Linked DNA regions of Homo sapiens: region 1 is linked to region 2. A link is an interaction called in ENCODE POLR2A ChIA-PET data of the cell type or tissue named here. Cell type or tissue: PC-3. All regions are shown on one strand. Links, peaks and the distances in the headings refer to the core of each region. The heading gives the core; the rest is flanking DNA. Region 1 has its middle 34 kb from the start of TGILR. Region 2 has its middle 14 kb from the start of FAM50B.

Evidence for each region. Peaks named below come from ENCODE experiments on the same cell type or tissue, not always from the same donor. Only the 100,000 strongest peaks of a DNase experiment are listed, where the experiment ranks them.
Region 1: POLR2A ChIA-PET joins it to region 2 with 11 read pairs; 5 of 35 experiments call an interaction of 5 or more read pairs at or near these places.

The regions. Positions count from the first base shown.
Region 1 is chr6:3,941,364-3,949,700 of GRCh38, forward strand. It overlaps the pseudogene CRIPTOP4. Among named protein-coding and RNA genes, the nearest start is that of TGILR, 34 kb to the left of the region's middle. In PC-3, for the core only: no CTCF peak of the experiment used is centred there; a DNase peak (open chromatin) is centred at 4,268; H3K27ac peaks cover 338 bases.
Region 2 is chr6:3,859,488-3,867,824 of GRCh38, forward strand. No RefSeq gene overlaps it. Among named protein-coding and RNA genes, the nearest start is that of FAM50B, 14 kb to the left of the region's middle. In PC-3, for the core only: no CTCF peak of the experiment used is centred there; no DNase peak of the experiment used is centred there.

The DNA of each region.
Region 1 (8,337 bases), core at 295-8,294, 82 kb after region 2:
CTCAGGAGGCCGAGCCTTCAGAGATGACAGCATTCAGCCTCAGGAGGAGCCTGCAATTCACCCACGGTCTTCCCAGTATATCCCTTCCATGGGGATACAAGACAGTAAGGAGCTAAACAGAACCTGCTGTCTGAATGGGGAACCTGCATGCTGGGGTTCTTTTGTGTCTGAGCCCTGTCCTTCTATGGACAGACCTGTGAATATTACATGCACAATGAGAGCCGTAGGTTTGAGCCCCGTGACACCCAGCTGTCCAAGAAGTGTTCCCTGTGTAAATGCTGACATGGACAGCTCCGCTGCTTGCCTCAGGCATTTCTACCTGGGTGTGACGGCCTTGTGATGGACAAGCACCTCAAGGACCAGGACTCCAAAACTACCACTGTCTTCATGTACCACTTTTATGCTGGCATCTGCCTTTCTATACAAAGTTGCTATTAATCAACATTTACCTTTTTCTACAAATACAAGTTTAGATATCATGCAAATTTCATGACCAGTAAAGGCTGCTGCTCCAATGTTCTGACTGAAAGATAATCGTTTGTTAGTTGCCTTAAGATAACGAACACCTTTCCATAATAGTCTCTAACACTTCCTTACAGTACCAACTATTTCTTACCTCTGCCCTGCCCTCCCCTGAGAAATTATTAAAAAAAAAAAAAAAAAAAGAGGCTGGGTGCAGTGGCTCACGCCTATAATCCCAGCATTTTGGGAGACTGAGGCAGGTGGATCACCTGAGGTCAGGAGTTCAGGACCAGCCTGGCTAACATAGTGAAAGCCCATCTCTACTAAAAATACAAAATTAGCCGGATGTGGTGATGTGTGCCTGTAGTCCCAGCTACTTGGGAGGCTGAGGCAGGAGAATCGCTTGAACCTGGGAGGCAGAGGTTGCAGTGAGCTGAGGTCGTACCACTGCACTCCAGCCTGGGTGACAGAGTGAGACTCCATCTCAAAAAAAAAAGAAGGAAAGAAAGTCAGTCATATCTACATCATGTCTGAGTCCAGTGTTTCTTGATATGTGTAATTCTACCAAGATCTTCTAATAATATTTTCTTTTAAGCAATTGAATTATATGTTCAGATTATTAAAGGCTAATCCTAATGTGGAACTGAGGATAAAGTTTTGAGTAGAGTTGATCAAAATCAACTAATATCATCCCTTTTTAAAGGGAGGAGCCAGAAGTGCTGAAGTAAGGAAAGTTCATCTGCATGATGAGACTGGATAGGAAAGAAGAAGCACGTGGGAGAGACAGATTGGAAAAGACAAAGTGGATCACTTGATTCACGATTATGTGGGTGTACAGAAGCAAGTTACAAGGTTAATTGAAGGGCAAGTTTCTATCATCTGTAGCAAGCTACCTAAGACAGGAGTTCCCTTTCTGCTCAAGACACTGTAAAAAAAAAATGAAGTCTTCTTGGAAAAAAATTTTACCTCAGTTTTCCCAGTGAGACTACTTAAAAACTTATGTTTCTTCCAAACTATGTAATTATTTTAACTGTTGTAGAAAAAAAGAGAAAATGTTCACAATATTTAGTTGTAACTAGGTGATAAAAACTATACATTGTAAACCTCCCCCTTTTTTTTTTTTTTGAGATGGAGTCTCATTCTGTCACCAGGCTGGAGTGCAGTGGCGCGATCTCGGCTCACTGCAACCTCCTCCTCCTGGGTTCAAGTGATTCTCCTGCCTCAGCCTCCCGAGTAGCTGGGACTACAGGCGCGCACAGCCATGCCCAGCTAATTTTTTGTATTTTAGTAGAGACAGGGTTTCACCATGTTGGCCAGGATGGTCTCGATCTCCTGACCCCATGATCTGCCCGCCTCGGCCTCCCAAAGTGCTGGGATTATAGGCGTGAGCCACCGCACCTGGCATAAAACCCTTTTTTAAAAAAATTATGTATATGAATATGCACAGTAAAAATGGGAAATACATTGAGAAAAAGGAAAGACTGAACAAAACCAAAACAAAAAAGAACCATTTTTAACACTGAAAACCATTTTTGATAAATGGTGAAATGTCTCAAAATCTCCCACCATGAGGTACATAGGAAGTTCAAGGAACCAGATGTTTCCCAGAGCTTGCTAACAAACTCCTTCCTGCAGCAGGGATGGTACATCTCTCAACGTGACGCTCTCAGGAGGCAGGGTTGAGAGACACAGCAGGGATGGGATCTGTTCTTGGTGGAGAGCCATGTGACTCTCTCTCCCTGCACACGGTGACCTTGGTGCACTTCTTCCTAGAACGGGACGGAGACTCGGGGGCTGCCAGCCAAGCCCGGAAAGGCTCGAGTCCATCGTTCATTTCATCAAGTTGTGGTAGTGAACAGCTGGGTTTCCTCAAACACAGTCCACAGTTTATTGTATACCTACGCTGGAAGTCCCTGAATGCGTACTCTTCACACGTTGGTAAATGGAAATTTATTTCACCAAAATTGCTCAACGATTCCATTGCCCACATGTTAAGAAAACTTGCAGAAGCAGAACAAAAACTGAGAAAGGGAAGGGATGATGGTTGAGAGGTGGGAGGATCCACATTTTCCCAGAATAGTAGGATGGAATTGAACTCTAACAAACACTATGGTAGAAAATCATAGTCTCTTCCCCACAACAATCCCTAAAAAGAGCAGCAATTGCCAGCAAAGGGAGGAGAAAGATGGAATAGGTTATAAATTAATCAGCAAAGAGAATAAACTAAATTCCAGAAGCAAATGACCAACCAGTTTCAAGCAGGTGAAATGTGTATGCATTACCCTTGTTCTTCTGAGTAACTGTACAGTCTATATACTAGAATCTCTCACTGCAGAACCAGAAGCAGCTATGAAAAGTCCTTGGCGAAGCCAGTTTCCTTCCAGCCTATCCCTCAGGCCCAGCAGGGATGAGTTTTCCCACCAGGTCGTTCCACTCTGTCCTCTCAGTTGGTGGCAGGAACCCTGGTAAGATTCTGGATGGAAGCTGCTTTCCATCCTGGATATCTATATTTTAACAGAAACTCACGATGAAAAGTCTTCTAGACTTAAAAGCATAAGTCACTAATTGTGTAATTTGGGGTATAAGGAAAGCAGCAGGAGTTTTTTTCATCATCTCTTGAATCATAATGCAAAAATAGCCCCCATCTTTATAAGGCCAACTCTCAGTATCTCTATTTCGCAAAGGAGGGTAAGTCCAAGCCATCGTAAAAGACAAGTTTATGTGCCATCATCCTTGGTCCAACTGGTCTCTCTCACTTTAAATGACCCAGTAGGTCTTCGGAATAAAAATTTAGAGAACACAGAAAAACTATCTTGAAAGAAAAAATTTTACAGATTAGAGAAAAAACCTTCTAGAATTTTCACTTTGTATAACAAATTATATGCCTTATTCTATCTTCATGGGTATACCATCAGTACTTTTGATTTTCAGCTCAAAAACGCCAAGCTACTTTAAAGGAAAAACAGAAACAGAATTTTTAAAAAGCTGATAAACATAATACACCAGTGGCTCCCAAGGGAAAAGCTTTCAAACAAGATAGTCCCTTTTGGTGGGAATTGTAGAAGATGGGAGTTATCGCTATGAAATGATGGAATTAATCCAGAACAATGTACATTTTTATACTGACATAGGAGTTTAATCAGATGCTCAGGAACACTCACTTGAAAATCAAACTCTCATCATCATCCCTGGAAGCATTTCTTAGAACTTTCTCCTTGCACACAAGCTTTTGCCTTCAGAAATAGCAGACAAAACCCCAAACAAGACAAACGGCAGACAGAGGAGATGAACCTGCTTAGACAGGTGCAGAAAGGGAATGAGAGCCCAGATGTCACATCTCTCAAAACCCCTCTCTGCCAGGGCTTCTTCCAGAAACACACGACCCACTCAACAAGCGCTGGGTGACCTTCACCTTACTCCTGCCCCATCAAAACCAAATGAAACGACTCAAAGAGAGAGAAAGAATCCATGCTAAAGCTTTAATTCCTCGTTTAAAGCATGCAAAGCATCTAATTGTAAATTTAAACGTTGGAAAAACAAATCCATTTACCTCCTCGCAAAACATTCATCATTAAGGAGAAGATGCTCTATGCTTCCTAATCCATCACCAGGGGAAATCACTGTTCACTGTGGTCTGTAACAACTTTCCTATCACAGACAAACATGCATTTGTTTTTATAAAATTGGGATTTATTTTGTATTTTTATATCCCACTTTTTTTTTTTCTTTTGAGACAGAGTCTCACTCTGTCACCCAGGCTGGAATGCAATGACGTAGTCTTGACTCACTGCAACCTCCGCCTCCCGGATTCAAGCGATTCTCCCACCTCAGCCTCACGAGTAGCTGGGGCTGGAGGTGCATGCCACCATACCCAGCTAATTTTTGTATTTTAGTAGAGACGGGTTTCACTATGTTAGACAGGCTGGTCTCAAACTCCTGACTTCATGATCCGCCTGCCTTGGCCTCCCAAAGTGCTGGGATTACAGGCGTAAGCCACTATGCCCAGCCTATATCCCACTTTTTAAACACCCAGTGTTATTGTATTCATCTTATGAATCTTTGAAACAATTTTGTTTTTTCCTTTTTTTTTTTTTTTTTTTTTTTTGAGACAGGGTCTCACTCCTCACTCTGTCACCCAGGCAGGACTGCAGTGGCACTGTCATGGCTCACTGTAGCCTCCGTCTCCCAGGCTCAAGTGATGCTCCCGCCCCAGCCTTGAGTAGCTGAGACTACAGGCAGGTGCCACCACACCTGGCTAATTTTTGTATTATTTGTAGAGACATGATGATGTTGCCCAGGCTGGTCTGGAATTCCTGGGCTCAAGTAATCCTCCCACCTTAGCCTCCCAAAGTGCTGTTATTACAAACATGAGCCACTGTGCCCAGACCTGAAACAATTTCAGTGGCCACATAATATTAAAGTAAAAGAACCTATCACAATTTATTTCACCATTTTCCTATTGGACATTTAGGTTGCTTCCCGTGTGAATTTATATTTATTTATGTAATTAATTGATGAACATTCATCTGCTTCACCAGATTGTAAAGCCTTGTGTTTGTTTTCAGTCACCATTATTTCTCTTTCCATAGCAAAACTAAAACATGCCAGTTGGTGATAGTGTCTGGTGAATGAGGGATTGAACCTACACTTTAATTTTTTCCTCTAATCAGCCTCATCCACAAAACAGTTCTGATTCTCATCTCAGCCATACACAGTTGTCTGTCTCTTCTAAAATTCCCCTGTAGTTCTTTTGTGTGTGTGTGTGTGTGTGTGTGTGTGTGTGCGCGCGCCTCCCTCATAGAGGAAAGATATTGAGCACGATTATGTGTCAGGCCCTGTGCCAGTCACATTCAAGGAGACAGTGCCTGAAGGGTTGCACCACAGCCTTTATAAAGGACAGGCAAGAAAAAACACTGCCCCAAAATGTTCAATCAAGGACCCTTCCAGAATGCTGCAGTGGCTCCACCAAGCAGTCTGGCTCTGGAAAAAGCTCCAGAGTCCCACCCGAAATGAGATCTCCGTCCTCTGTGTCTGGGGATTGTCTGCGAGGACAGAAGCCTGGAGTGCACTACAGCTCAGGGGGTCTGTCTTAGCGGCTGAGCCCTGGGCAGGGAGACAGGAGGCAGCGGCTAAGGATGGGGGCGCTGGAGTGAGTTCCGCACAGCCCTGACTTTCACGGAGGGTGTCAGCAGAACAGTGTGACGTCACCTGCAAGGAGGAGAAAAGGAGAGCGAGAAGCCAGTAGCCCATTCTGGAGAAAGGGAGGAGAAAGTAGTGTTTCCTTGTTAATAGAGTGTACTTATTCTCAGACGTAACTAACCGCCAAAGTAAAGACATCATTACACATAAAAATTGCAAGGCAGAAGTAGATGTGTGAATTTTCACTCACTCACGTGCACAGAAGTCTCTACTTTCCTCCCCCTTAAATGACACTTTTAAAACTAACGGGTTTCTCTATTTATTTTTAGTTTTTTGAGATGGGAGTCTTGCTGTGTTGTCCAGGCTGGAGCGCAGCGGTGTGATCTCGGCTCACTGCAGCCTCCGCCTCCTGGGTTCAAGCAGTTCTCCTGCCTCAGCCTCCCTAGTAGCTGGGATTACAGGCGTACGCTACCATGCCCAGTAAATTTTTGTATTTTTAGTAGAGACGGGGTTTTGCCATGTTGGCCAGGCTGGTCTCAAACTCCTGACCTCAAGTGATCCACCCACCTTGGCCTCCCAAAGTGCCGGGATTACAGTCATGAGCCACTGTGCCCGGCCATTTCTCTGATTTTTGAACCTCACATATGGGAGGTACTGAAATCCACAAGGTTTGAACACCAAGAGTTCACTGAAAATAAAATTTATTTTCCTCCACACCACAAATTGTGATTATCCCCCATTCTGTGTGTGTCTTAACACACGTGTGAAAGCAACGAGCAGGCACCGAGTTAATTTTGACTAAGGATTCCAGGAAAAGCTACTTCACTTCCTAAGGACAGTCAATGTATGAGAGGGATGTAGGGAGGGAGGGAGGAGGGGATGGTAGCTGGAGGGTCCCACATTTTCAAAATGATAAAGTTTCAAGTTTCTGACCTACAGCATCTTCCTTCTCTCTAAAGAACTTTTAGCATTTCTTGGCAGGCAGATCTACTGGTGTTAAATTCCCTCAATTTTTGTCTAAGAAAGTCTTTATTTCTCCTTTACTTTAAAAAATTGATGTAAAATAATTGTATAATAATTGTACATATTTATGGGATACACAGTGATGTTTCAATGCAAATAACGCATAATGATCAAATCAAGATAATTAGCATATTCATCACATCGACCTCCTTCACTTTTAAGGGATAATTTTACTGGACACAGAATTCTAAGTTGGTGAGTTTTTTCTTGCTTGCTTGTATGGTTTTTGAACAGAAGTCTGATGTAGTTTTTATCCTTGTCCCTTTATAATAAGGTGTTTTATTTCCTCTGGCTTCTTTCAAGGTTTTCTCTTTGATTTTCCTGTAGTTTGACTATGATATATATAAGTGCATATAACCTGTTCAGTGTTCTCTCGGTTTCCTGGATCCTTCATTTTGTGTCTATTATTAATTTTAGAAAATTCTCAGCCATTATTACTTCAAATACTTCTTCTGTTCCTTTCTTTCTTCCCCTTTTGGTATTCCCATTATGCGTGTCTTTTTAAACCCTCCCACAGTTTTTGCATATTCCGTTCTATGGCTTTCATTCTTTTTTCTCTTTGTTTTCAGTTCAAGAAGTTTCTATTGACATATCTTCAAGCTCACTGATTTTCCTCAGCCGTTTTCGAGCTACTGATGAGCCCGTCAAAGGCATTTTTAAATTTCTGTTAGAGTGTTTTTGATTTGTAGCATTTCCTTTTGATCTTTTCTTGAGTTTCCGTAACAGCGCAATGGGTTCATCTTGCTCACTGCCCAAAAAGCCAAGAGCAGTGAGAACAAGAAGTATTGCAGAAGTAAGAGTTTAATTATTGCAGAGGCGGCCAGACGAGGACCGGGAGAGATGTCTCAAACCCGTCTCTCCAAGAATTTGGAGACGAGGGGTTTTTTTAATGGTACTTTGCCAGGCAGGGGGCTGGGAAACTGAAACAATTGAGGAAATCGCGGAATTGTTTAGAACTGTCTTTATCCAGCTGGGAGGGGGACTCAGGACCAGGTAGGTGGCAGCTCTTGGTTGACCAAAGTGCTAAATCTGAAAAATGTCTCAAAGACCAGTTCCCCTTCAGTTTCACAACAGTGATGCTATCTGTAGGAGTAGTTGGGAAATTTATAAATCTTGCAACCCTGGGTTCCATGACTCTGGATCAGGAAGCAACTTATGGAAAAACAAGCTGAATGATGACGGGTCACTGTTTAACTCTGCCACCTCTTCTTCAGCAAAATTCAACACCCTACCAGAATTCTAACTTTGTCTTATGAATGTGGCTTCAACCTCCGAACAAGGAGATGGGTTAGTTTTCCTTGCCTCAAAGTTGAGCTATAAACAAAATTCCTCTCATAGTTATCTTGGCCTCTATACTAGATTAAGCAAAAAACCAATTTAGCCTGTGAAGTTAGAAGCAAGATGGAGTTAGTCACGTTACATTTCTCTCCTTACTTACAATTCTGCAAATTTCTTTTCTCTGCTTACATTGCCCATCTGTTCTTTCATATGATCCACTTTTTCCATTAGAGCCCTTAGCCTATTATTCACAGGTACTTTAAATTTCTGGTCTGATAATTCCAGAATCTCAGGCATAACCGAGTCTGGCTCTGATGCTTGTTCTGCGTCTTCAAGCTGTGTTGTTTCGCCTGTTCGTGTGTCATCATTTTTTGTTGAATTGCTAGACATGACTGGGTAGAAAGAACTGAGACAAGTACGCCTTTAGTGTGAAGT
Region 2 (8,337 bases), core at 198-8,197:
AATTGTCTGATCTCATTCCTCTGCATGTGGATATCTAGTTGTTCCAGCACCATTTGTTGAAAAGACTTTTCTTTCCCCATTGGATGGTCTTGGCATCCTTATCAATAATTTGGGTTTATTTCACATAGGTTTATTTCTAGACTCTCATTTCTATTCCATTGATCTATATTGCTATCCTTATGCCACAACTACACTGTCTTGATTACTGGTGTTTTATACTAAGCTTTGAAATAAAGAAGTGTGTGTCCTACAACTTTGTTCTTCTTTTTCAAAGCAACAAATTCCTAGCTTATAGTTTATCTAAGAATGCCTTTATTTAATCTTCAATTTTAAAAGATAGTTTTGCTGGACGTAGGAGTCTTGATCACAGGTTTGATTTTTTGTTTTTCCCATCACTTTGAATCACTGGCCTCTATTACTTTTGATGAGGAATCAGCATATAGGGGATTAAGTCAATTAATTTTGTTAGAGTTCCTTTGCCTATGATGAGTCATTTTTCTCTTGAGGCTCTCAAGATTGTCTCTTTATTGCTGGCTTTCAATGTTTTGATTATGATATATCTTGATATGATATGATATGATATGATATAAAACAGAGTGTGGCTCTGTTTTAACTCTACTTAGAATTAATTGAGTTTCTTGGATGTACAGATTAATTCTTTTTAAGGAATTTGGGGAGTTTTCAACCATTATTTCTTCAGACACATTTTCTGTTCCTTTCTTTCTTTCCTTTCCTTCTGGTACATCCAGTATGCATACGTTGGTGTGCTTAATGGTGTCCCACATTGCTCTGAGGCTCTGTTTATTTTTTATTTTTGTTTCTCCAATTCATAATCTCTATTGATCTGTCTTCAGGTTTGCTTATACTTTCTTCTGCCAGCTCAAATCTATTTTTGAGCCTCTCTAGTACATTTTTCATTTCAACTATCATGCTTTGCAACTCCAGAATTTTTATTTCATTCAATTTTATAACTTTGATCTCTTTATATTTTCTATGTGGTGAGGTATTGTCATCATACTCTCCTTTAGTTCTTTGGCCATGGTCTCCTTTATTTCTTTGAACATGTTTATAAGAATTGCTTTGAAGTCTTTGTTATGCCCAATGTCTGCATACTTCATGGGCAATTTCTATTACTTGCTTTCTTTCCTATGTATAGGTCACACTTTCCTGTTTCTTTGTGTGTCTTTTTTTTTTTTTTTTTTTTTTTAAGACAGAGTCTTGCTCTGTCACCCAGGCTGGAGTGCAGTGGCATGATCTCCACTCATTGCGACCTCTGCCTCCTGGGTTCAAGCAATTCTCCTGCCTCAGCCTCCTGAGGAGCTGGGATTACAGGCATGCACCACCATGCCCAGGTCATTCTTTTTTTTTTTGGTATTTTTAGTAGAGATGGGGTTTTGCCATGTTGGCCAGGCTGGTCTCCGACTCCTGGCCTCAAGTGATCCGCCCATCTCAGCTTCCCAAAGTGCTAGGATTGCAGGCATGAGCCACTGTGCCTGGTCTTTTTGTGTGTCTGGTAGCTTTCATCAAATATTGAACATTTTAATTAATATATTGTAGCAACTCTAAATACTGATTTCTCCCCCTGTGGGGATTGTTTGTGTATTTGTTCAGTGTCTTGCCTTGACTAGCTCAGTAAAGTCTACTCTCCTCCATTGTGCAGCCTCTGATGTCTCTGCCCAAACACTTTCCCCCTCAATTTTATCTGTAAGCCTGGTTTTCTGTGGGTCACCCCTGGGTCAGCTCAGATCGTTAGTCAGTCTCTGATTTGTCAGAGGTTGTACTTAACCCCCTGAACCTGTAAGGTTTTCACCACTGGATCTGTATGTGGCTTTGAGACTGCTTTTACTGTTCAGGTAGTTTGTGAGTTTGCCCTGTGTTCAGCCAAGGAACAGTAGCTCAGAAGTTCCTCTTCATTCACTCTTCAGAGGACTCAGCTTTGGGCAAGCACACAGAGCTCCTGACCACCAGGGAGGACTGTGGGTTTAGCAGAGATCCCTTTAGTGGTCTCTTTCTTTGATCTCCACATTGAGTTTCTGACTAGTCTGCCTCTACTGGTATCACACCCAATTGTTAGTCTCCACTAATTGCTAGTTGATTGTTCTACTGTTTTCAGTAATGACCTGGGGCCTTAAATTGCTCAACAATCTAATCCAATTAAAGTAGAGCCCCTTGGCAAGGACGGTGTGTGATGAATCTTGAAACTGGCTCCAACACGTTCCTTGGCAGAAACTTTGCACTATGGAGCAGGAGCTGGAGATGCAAGAAGATGGGCACCCGGCCGCCCCCCCTGGATCCTCTTTACCAAGAAGGAGCTGCATGTGTATGGGAGGTGAGAACTGGTGCCATGACAGCCCAGTGTATATCTCTGTGACCCACAGCTCGGGGTGGGGGAATGAAGGATAGGATTTACCAACATTCACCAGCTACCAAATCTATCTGGAATAGCTCTTTCCCCTCCAGAAGATGGAAGAGATGGGAGCTGCCAAGCCCACCAGAGCAGTTCTCCCACAACACAGTGCTGGAGGGAATAGGGGACTGCATTTTTAACCAGTCCCACCCAGATCCTTTCTCTGTAGGGGTGGGAAAACAGGCTCCACTACCTGGCTGCCACCACCATTCAGCATAGTATTTCTGCAGCATAGAGCTCTGGGAAATGGATCTACCGATATTCAACGCCTGTGGAATCCACTGGGAATATCTCTTCTACCCCGAGGAGCTGGGGGAGATAGGAGCTGCCACTCAGCTTTCAAATTCTTTGAAGGGGCTCCTCTGCAACACAAAGCTATGGTGATGAGGGGGAGCCCTAGATCAATGGATAGCCTCCCCCTGTTCTTACTGTGTTTCCATAGGTTTGCTGAATACAAGCTTTGTGGTAAGCACTTTGATCAATCTCCAGAGATTTTGGCTGATCAGATTTTGCTAACTTTGATTAGCTTAATAGCTGTCCTTCTGGGAGAGAACTTTCCCCAAGTTCCTCACACTGCTGCTCTGCTCCAAGATATGTTTTTAAGTCGGAAAAAAAGTCTGCGAGGAAAAGCAATACATATAATGTGCCACTATTTGCAAAAGAGGACAGAGGGAGAATGATACATATATTCACTCATATTGTGCTTAGAATATCTCTGAAAGGATATATAAGATTCTGGAAGCCACTGTCTGGTTCTGGGGAGTAGGATAGGATGGCTAGGAGACAGGCATGAGAAAGAGACTTCCCCCCAGTATATCCAGCTGTACCTTTTGAATTGTGAATCATGCAAATGTGTTACCCATTAAAATATAAAACTATAATTAAAATTTTGAGGCCGGGCGCAGTGGCTCACGCCTGTAATCCCAGCACTTTGGGAGGCCGAGTCAGGCGAATCACGAGGTCAGGAGATCAAGACCATCCTGGCTAACATGGTGAAACCCCATCTCTAATAAACAAACAAAAAAACAAAAAATTAGCCTGGCGTGGTGGAACGCGCCTATAGTCTCAGCTACTCAGGAGACTGAGGCAGAAGAATCCGTTGAACCCCGGAGGCGGAGGTTGCAGTGAGCCGAGATTGTGCCACTGCACTCCAGCCTGGGCAACAGTGTGAGACTCTGTCTTAAAAATAAATAAATGAAAAAAATTTGAACTGATATTTTTAAAACCACAAAAAGTATCCTGAGTAACGAGAGCTTGATTTTCTTTTTTTTTTTTTTTTTTGGTTGAAAATTTTTTTTTTAAATTATACTTTTAGGGTACATGTGCACAGCACGCAGGTTTCTTACATATGTATACATGTGCCATGTTGGTGTGCTGCACCCATTAACTCGTCATTTAACATTAGGTATATCTCCTAATGCTATCCCTCCCCCCTCCCCCCACCCCGCAACAGGCCCCGGTGTGTGATGTTCCCTTTCCTGTGTCCATGTGTTCTCATTGTTCAATTCCCACCTATGAGTGAGAACATGCGGTGTTTGGTTTTTTGTCCTTGTGATAGTTTGCTGAGAATGATGGTTTCCAGCTTCATCCATGTCCTTACAAAGGACATGAACTCATCATTTTTTATGGCTGCATAGTATTCCATGGTGTATATATGCCACATTTTCTTAATCTAGTCTATCATTGTTGGACATTTGGGTTGGTTCCAAGTCTTTGCTATTGTGAACAGTGCCGCAATAAACATACGTATGCATGTGTCTTTATAGCAGCATGATTTATAATCCTTTGGGTATATACCCAGTAATGGAATGGCTGGGTCAAATGGTATTTCTAGTTCTAGACCCCTGAGGAATCGCCATACTGACTTCCACAATGGTTGAACTAGTTTACAGTCCCATCAACAGTGTAAAAGTGTTCCTATTTCTCCACATCCTCTCCAGCATCTATTGTTTCCTGACTTTTTAATGATTGCCATTCTAACTGGTGTGAGATGGTATCTCATTGTGGTTTTGATTTGCAGTTCTCTGATGGCCAGTGATCATGAGCATTTTTTCATGTGTCTTTTGGCTGCATAAATGTCTTCTTTTGAGAAGTGTCTGTTCATATCCTTTGCCCACTTGTTGATGGGGTTGTTTGTTTTTTTCTTGTAAATTTCTTTGAGTTCTTTGTAGATTCTGGATATTAGCCCTTTGTCAGATGAGTAGAATGCAAAAATTTTCTCCCATTTTGTAGGTTGCCTGTTCACTCTGATGGTAGTTTCTTTTGCTGTGCAGAAGCTCTTTAGTTTAATTAGATCCCATTTGTCAATTTTGGCTTTTGTTGCCATTGCTTTTGGTGTTTTAGACATGAAGTCCTTGCCCATGCCTATGTCCTGAATGGTATTGCCTAGGTTTTCTTCTAGGGTTTTTATGGTTTTAAGTCTAACATGTAAGTCTTTAATCCATCTTGAATTAATTTTTGTATAAGGTGTAAGGAAGGGATCCAGTTTCAGCTTTCTACATATGGCTAGCCAGTTTTCCCAAGAGCTTGATTTTCAAGGAGGAGATTGAGGACTTCAAGAGATATTGGCAGATTATTTTTAATATTTTTTTATTATTTTTAAGTGAGCAAACAGAAGAGTAATTAATAAAATGGAATCAGACCATTATAATACTCAGACCATTAATAGAATAAAATGGAATCATTAAATAAAGAGACCTTCCCAATTATCAGATCAGGGCTAACCTCTCCACAGTTTGTCCTTGAGGGAGAAGACCTTAAGCCAGGTAAAGCTATAAGCTTTATAATAAGTTCCAGTCAATCTCCATGGCTTAGATGATGAATACCTGATTGAATTTTAGAATAAACATTTGACCCATGACAGGGTTGAAGTTTTGATCCATTTCCTCTGAGAAAGCTCTCTGACCCATGTGAGTTTGCCCACATGCCCCCCAGCAAACTTCAAAGTCAACATACTGAGAAACACGGGTAAAGTGATCCCTGTCAAGCTCCACCCTGCCAAGAAAAATGCCCCAGTACACTATTTCTCTAAAATAATGAGTGTTGACACGATTTGCCCTATGTATTATTTTTTTAGGGTCACTTTTAGACAATATAGTAGAGTATACCACCATTAATCAATTTCCTATTTGGGGACATGAGAATACCTTCTAATTTTAGCCTATTAAGAAGGAAATTGAAATGTCCACCTGATAGTCAAGTCTTTAGAAATATCTATCACTATGTATTTAGAATAAATTTTTGGAGCAGAGTTGCTCAGAACAAAAGATATAGAGATATTAGGGATTTTTAATAAACATTAACCAGTTACCTTCTGCAGCATATTAAATTCTCCAAAGACAATCACAATACATCTCTCATCCTACACATGCTTCTGCAATGCAATGTGGACTTGTTCCTCCCCTGTCAAAACATGCTCTTCTCCACCTGCTTTGGTAGGTCTTGTGACTGCTTTCAGCAATGCAATATGGTGGAAGCAATGCTGTGCCCACGGATGTAGCTTTTAATTGGTCTGTCAGCTTCCGCTTCCCACCCCTTGGAAAATGTGCCTTAAAAAGACACACTGTCTTAAAACTAGCCACTTTGCAGGAAAAAGGCAAGTTACATGCAGAGGCTATGTGTAGATGTCTCACTTGAGCCCAACCTGAGCTCCAAGCCCACAGCCACTGCCAACTGCCAGGTATAGCCACGTATGTGACCCATCTGGGATGTGCGAGCCCAGATGAGCCACCAGATGACTCCAGTCCCAGCCAACAACATGCATAGCAGAAGAACCACCCAGCTAAGCCCAACAGACCCACAGAATCATAAGAAGGAACACAATGGTTGTTGAATATTGTTTTAGGCCACTGAGTTTGGGGTTCGTTTGTTACATAGCAATCAATAACTCAACACTCTCCAAAAACACTGCTCCAATTTATATTCTCATCAGCAGTGTATAAAAATGTTTCTTTCCCCAAATCCATGCCCACTCTTGGTATGTTTTTTTCATCTTTGCAATGTGACAGGTGAACACTGCTTCTTAACATTGGTTCGGGCTGGGCGTGGTGGCTCACGCCTGTAATCCCAGCACTTTGGGAGGCTGAGGCAGGCAGATCACTAGGTCAGGAGTTCAAGACCAGCCTAGCCAATATGGTGAAATCCTGTCTTTACTAAAAATACAAAAATTAGCCAGGCATGGTGGTGCACGCCTATAGTCCCAACCACTCAAGAGGCTGAGGCAGAAGAATCACTTGAACTAGGGAGGCGGAGGTTGCAGTGAGCTGAGATCGCGCCACTGCACTCTAGCCTGATGACAGAGCGAGACTCCGTATCAAACAAAAAAAAAAAAAACGAATATAAGGCTAGACAAAATAGCTTCTGCCTGGTTTTGGTGGCACTCCCCCTTATTAGAGTGTGAAGATGCATACCCAGAAAGAAGTCAGTATCATGACAGTATTTTGTTAATTTCTTTTTCTTTTTCTTTTTTTTTAGACAGAATTTAGCTCTTTTTGCCCAGGCTGGAGTGCAGTGGCATGATCTCGGCTCACTGCAACCTCCACCTTCCTGGTTCAAGCAATTCTCCTGCCTCAGCCTCCTGAGTAGCTGGGATTACAGGTGCACACCACCATGCCCAGCTAATTTTTGTATGTTTAGTGGAGATGGGGTTTTGCCATATTGGCCAGGCTGGTCTCGAACTCCTGATCTCAGGTGATCCGCCTGCCTTGGCCTCCCAAAGTGTTGGGATTACAGGTGTGAGCCACCGCACCCGGCCTATGTTGTTAATTTCTAAATAAATGACACAGATAATATGCTCCTTGTCTGTGCCAGGAAGGAGCAGATTTAGTGGCAGGTTAAGAGCAGGGAAAAGCGGCACATAGATGGACGCTCAGCTTCTCACTTGCAGGAGGAGCAGAGTAAACTCGCTTACCAGCACAGATAAAATGGAGGGAAAGATGCTGACTGGGCCACAGCCATTGCCAGCCTACGTGTAGAAGAGAGAGAGAAAGTCATGGCGGACCACAGTTCTTCCTTCTTGGCCCTGTGTTGTCTCTTTTCCGACTCCACTTCTGAGACCAAATGTGTGGGCTTTTCCATAGCATGATTGATGCTTCAGCGCCAGCGGGGCAGCTGCATTTCCTTTGCTTCTGGAACCAACTTCCGGGAGTTAGCAGAGACCCCACAGGGTGAGGGCCCCATTAGACAGCTCCCGCCTCACACTACCACTGCAAATGAGTGGCCTGGGCTCAGATGCTCCTTTCCGGTGAATACAGATCTGGGTGTTCCCATGACCTGCCCCTTCAGCCTTGATAATTCACTCACAGAACTCAAGAAAACGCTTTACTTGCATTTACCAGTTTGTTGTAAAGGGTGCAAGGAGGAACCGCTAAATAAAAGAGACGCACAAGGCGAGTGATGAGGGGGGCTGGCATGGAGCTTCCTGACCCTCTCTGGGTGCACCACACTCCCAGCACCTCTGTGTTCACCACCCCAGAAGCAAACCCCATTGTTCAGGGGTTTGGGGAGGTCTCATTATATGGGTACAATTGATTAAATCCTTGGCTGTTGGTGATTAAAAATCTCCAGCTCCTCTCTGTTCCTTGAAGGTCGGGATTGGAGCTGAAAATTCCACCTTTCTAATCACATGGTTGTTTCCTCTGGCAACTAACCCCCAATAGGAGTCACCGCCATAGCATAAACTCAGGTGTGATGAAAGAGGCTCATTATAAATAACTAAAAACACTCCCATCACTCAGGAAATTCCAAGCTCTGTGCCAGGAACTGGGGAAAAATACCAAATATATATCCCTTCTTATACCACAGTTGCGTATAAACAACATCTACCTAAGCCACTGGCTTCTAAATCTGTCTGGCCATGACTCTTAAATACATTTTATATCCCAGCCAAGTACACAGTCACCACCCACACATATCTCTGTAGGTACGTGTAT